Linked DNA regions of Homo sapiens: region 1 is linked to region 2. A link is a loop called in an ENCODE intact Hi-C map of the cell type or tissue named here. Cell type or tissue: IMR-90. All regions are shown on one strand.

The links. Hi-C counts contacts between places; a loop is a spot of excess contacts. Peaks named below come from ENCODE experiments on the same cell type or tissue, not always from the same donor. Only the 100,000 strongest peaks of a DNase experiment are listed, where the experiment ranks them.
Region 1: a loop joins it to region 2, with 11 times the contacts of the local background. A loop is called at or near these places in 6 of 110 quality-filtered maps.

What each region holds. Positions count from the first base shown.
Region 1 is chr5:34,956,760-34,959,259 of GRCh38, reverse strand. DNAJC21 (DnaJ heat shock protein family (Hsp40) member C21) reads right to left here. Exons shown (of 12, transcript NM_001012339.3): 12 at 296-2,500. Among named protein-coding and RNA genes, the nearest start is that of DNAJC21, 28 kb to the right of the region's middle. In IMR-90, a CTCF peak has its summit at 978 (motif pointing left); no DNase peak of the experiment used is centred here; H3K27ac peaks cover 153 bases.
Region 2 is chr5:35,182,013-35,184,512 of GRCh38, reverse strand. All of the region lies in intron 1 of PRLR (prolactin receptor), which reads left to right. Among named protein-coding and RNA genes, the nearest start is that of PRLR, 47 kb to the left of the region's middle. In IMR-90, a CTCF peak has its summit at 1,123; a DNase peak (open chromatin) is centred at 1,122; H3K27me3 peaks cover 189 bases.

The DNA of each region.
Region 1 (2,500 bases), 230 kb after region 2:
TACCTTTTGCTAATCTGAAAGCATGAAAAAACTAGGTCACATTTCACTGATTATCAGGACAGTAATAATCTTTCCACATTTTTTTTGACTATTCAGGCTTTTTCTGTTCATATAATTCATCCATTTTTCTAATGCAGCAATTTTAAGTGTGGTCCAAGGACCCTAGCGGTCCCGAGACCCATTCAGTGGGTCTGCAAGGTCCCTTTTTTTTAACGATTACCTATCCATGTGAGGCTGATTTTCTCCTTCACATACTTCATCCAAAACACACAGCAATAGACTGCAGAAGCAGGTATGAGAGGCCAGCTATCTTTTATTAAGCTAAATGTTAAAGAGATTTGTAAAAATGTAAAACAATACCACTCTTCTCATTTTTTGTTTTGAAAAATAGTCATTCTTCTTATTTTTTTAACATAATTTTTAAATTCTAACAGAAAATATCAATAGATTTAACCCACATACATGAAAACTCTTTGGGGTTCTCACTTTTGAAGAGTGTAAAGGGATCTTGAGACCAAAAGTTTTGAGAATTGCTGTTCTAATGCATGGCTGTCATTTACTCAATGACTTTTGTATGAGGTTCTTTTGCTTCTTTAATGTATTCCAGATACGAATCCTTTGACAGTTCCATGCATTGCAAACATTTCCTTGTCTGTAGCTTGTTCTTTTACAGTCTCTATTGTTCTACAGAAGCCATGTTTTTATGCATCATTTTTTCCTGTGTATGCTTTTGTGTCTTGCTTTAAAGAAATCCTTCCCATTTGCAAAATCATGAAAATAACCTTATAGATTCTCATTTAAAAGTTTTGTCTTCATATTTAGGTCTTTAATCCCTTTGTTTTTGGGGAAGGGTATAAGGTAGTACATATTGTTTTCCCCATAGAGCTTGCCGTATCTGTCAAAAATCAAGTTCCCATATAAACATGGACCTGTTTCTGGGCTCTTTATTCTCGTCAGGGATCCCTTGACTGACCTCTACTGGCACCAGCCACACACTACTTTAACTGGTATACCTTTAAAATATTCTTTGACATTGTTAGGACAAGTTCATGCCTCTTCCTCTCGTCCTTCTTCAAAATTATCTTGCTTTTTCTTAATCTTTTTCTTCCCATGTAACACATTTTGAGGTGTAACAGAAGGCCTACTGAGTTGGGAGTCCAGGCATCTGCCCTGTTCTACTGGCAGCCGCCCCTAACCAGCTGTGGCTGTGGAGCTCATATCTCCCTGAGCTCAGCTTCCTCTTCCATAGAACAAGAAATCTGAAAATCACCTCTAATTTTTCCTCTCCAATCCCAAGAGCCTATATTTTTAGTATAAAGACATTAAATTTAACAGATAAGGAAGGGAATTGAATAGAGATACTTCAGCATTGCAGATTATAGGGAACAGAACTTCTGCCACATAAATGGTAATGTTTAGGAATTCATAAAAAAGTTTAAAAGTTCTCTTCATTATTTTATGTTGAAGGTTAGGCTAGAATCATCACCAGAGAATTCACGGGATTTTGGGGGTCCTCTAAAATGAAACTATGTCTTGCTATAGGAATTTTACTTCCTGCGTGAGTTAAACCACAATTTTAGAGACAATCTTCTACAAATACAAGAGTAATTTCCAATCTGAAAATTTTGTAGGGGAGGATTTAGAAAAAATGAAAACTTCTGATGAAATCCTTTATAAGTCTTCTCATGGTACCAAAATTCCAATATTACTTCACCAGCAATCACTAGGTCATGAACTCTGATGTGACTTGACCTCCACTAACTCATTCACAGCTCTGCTTTTCCTTCTTTGTGACCAAAGGCAGGAATTAGAAAAATGCTTGGCTAGAGCTAAGGATACTGCTCTTATTTTGAAGCAGGGAAAGTCTAAATAGCCATTGTAGGGAACCCCCAGCTTTGGCACCACTGAATGAATTACAGAAAGAAAATGAGATTTCCCCTAACTTTCTTCTCCTGGACCCTCATTCTATGAATCTCCACATCTGAGCTAACTTCAATCAAGATGGGTACTTAGCACTGACCTCTAATAAGATCAGTGTAAGATGCATGCCCATGTATTTTAGTTTATTGTTTTACCTCAGACAAGTGAAATTAAATGTCTGCAATTCACCAAAAATATTTTACCCTTAGCAAAATATATGGTACGTTCCTGTTTTCCTCTTCAAAAGTAGACTTAGGAAGCAAATTCCTATAAAACTTAATTGCCCATTTAATCCAACATGTATAGTCTGCAAATATATAAACTAAAAAAGATTTACCTTATTTAAATTCAACAATATTTTGTATAAAGCTTTTGTGTTTAAAAAGCATTTTCATATATACTACTTCATTTTACTTTCATAATGATCCTGTATGATAAATGGAGACAATATTATTATGGTAATAACTGTGTTAGAGATAAGAAAAAGTTCTGAGAAATTAGATGATTTCTCAACATCATAAAGGATGAGACGCAAGACTAAGGTCAGCTTCCAGTCACAACCCATGAAGATCCCTTGAAA
Region 2 (2,500 bases):
TGGAGTCTCACTCTGTCGCCTAGGCTGGAGTGCAGTGGCTCAATCTCGGCTCACTGCTGCAACCTCTTCCTCCCGGGATCAAGCAATTCTCCTGCCTCAGCCTACCGAGTAGCTGGGGCTACAGGGGCATGCCACCACACCTGGCTAATGTTTTGTATTTTAGTAGAAATGGGGTTTCACCGTGTTGCCCAGGCTGGTCTCAAACTCCTGAGCTCAGGCAATCCTCCCACCTCAGCCTCCCAGAGTGCTAGGATTACAGACGTGAGCCACCGTGCCTGGCCAGTTTTTATCTTGAAAGCTTAAGGGTCTCCCACTTAAATTCAAATACTCTTCTGAGGATAACCTTTTAATCAGCCAACTATCATGAATCTCAATTATCAGGAATTCCAGTTATTCCAATTATCAGGAATTCTTTATATCATCCCAGGAATCTAAAAGAGCAAGGTCTTATAGGTAAGGGCAAACTTTCTGATGCCTTGGAATTCAGACCCTAAGTAGAGATGGTCATTTGACATCTAGTCTGATCGACTGTAGAGTTACTTCTATACAAATAAATTCAAGTTATCACAGGGTTTCTTTCAGTTGGGGACAATACTTTGAAAACTTTTAGGCTCTGAATGAATAACTTGGCAAAAGAAAATGTTAGGGTCCTTCAAATACCATACTTGTTGTGGTTTTCTCACAGATACACCAGTCTATAACCCTGAGGTTTCAACACTCCACTCAGTTGTGGGCTTTTTATCTAAATCAAAACTATCACATGCCCACATGTGCATCTGCAGCCAACCACAAATGATCTAACAGGACCAGATTTCACTGGAGCTCTGTGACCCTTCTCCCAGTGTGAACTGAAGGGAAAAAAACCTGGAGCCTAAGGGACTCCCTTTTCCGTGTCCTGAAGACCACTGGCTTTGGTTAAGCCAATATGATGGGCTCATTGAGAGAGAGACTCAGGACCTCGGATCATGCCACACTCTCTGGCCCCAGAAGGCATACCACAGGCTGCCAGCTTTGTTGGAGAACCTGAGACTTAAGGCCAGGATATATCAAGAGCCCTGTACCCAGTTCTGTGATGTCTTAATACCTTTGACAAGAGACATTGGCAACTCACTGGGTGTCCATTGGGGGGCGACAAGGAAACAGACTGATGAAACCAGAGAATGTGACAACTAATTACATGTTGTTTCCTGTAGAAGAGAAATTCTCAGAGGAACGTGGTGACTGTCTGTTCTTTAATGGACTGTCATATGAAAGCAGGAGAAGGAGATTCTTCCTTACTCCAAATGACAAAACTAGGAGCAGTGAAATGAGCTTATAAGGTGGCCGGGTTTTTCTAGCAATTGGAGCTCTCTGCAGTGAGTGGACACTTGGCAGGGTAGTGCCTACTCCGCATTTGATGTGTTCACACCACGGCTAGAAGTAGGTGTCGCAACTTCCAGTTGAAGAGGGAATTCTTTTCCTTGGGTGGGAGAGGGGCTAGAGAACGTCTCAGGTTGTTGCTAACTATGAGCATGGTTTTATAATTGTTTAAAAGTGGGTAAACAAGAAGAGTGTGTTTATGGTGTCTGTATTCCACAAACTATTATTTCCCACATTAACTGTTTCATATATGGAAAATCTGAGAAACAGGAATGCTAACAAGGTTGCAGTATAATTTAAAAATACTTCTGAGAGATCATTGTATCCCAAAGGCAGTGCCCAGTGAGGTTAAGAGCGTGGTTTGTGGAATCTGAGCCCACAGGGGTTTAAATCCTGCCTCTGCCCTTCTTAGATTCTGTGAACTTGGACAGATTCCCTCACTTATTTAAGACTTCACTTTTCAGCCCTTGAGATCCCACCTGCTCAATTATCTAAATGAAATCTATCACTGTGGAAACAGCAAAGGCCTCCTGCTGTTGAGCAAAATGTTTTCCAGTCCTTTGTTTCTGTGTGAAATAAAGCAGCTCCATCCCAGTGCTAAATGATCAACTGCATATGACAGAATGAGCTTATTTCATGCTCCCAGTAAATACAAGACCATAGACTACTCTGGATGGTAGTTTAAGTTTAAGATGAAATTGCTTCTTCTGATTGCCTTCTTCTTTATTGCTTCTTTCTCTGTTGTTCCTTCCTTCTCTTGTTTATAACACTAACAGTCAAATCTATCTGTGTGGAAATCTATCTGCTATATAGAACGCTACATCACAATTTACAGAGGGGAAAATATTTTTGTCGGCAGTAACATTTCACTGGAAGAGGCACTATTTGGCCACCTAACTCTGGGATTTAGGCTCAGGTAGAATCAGTGCCTCAGTTTCTTTAGGTCAGCCATTATGAGTTGTTCCTTATTTGACCTAGCACATATATAGATGGTGGTTAAATTTAGCAAAATTCTCTTCACAAAGGTTTCATTTGTCTGGAAGACTCTAAGTACTGATCTGGTCAGAGTACCATCAAAGCCCCTTGTTTGTCATGAGACCGTGGACCAACATGTTAGTCTTTCTCATGTAAAAAAAAAAAT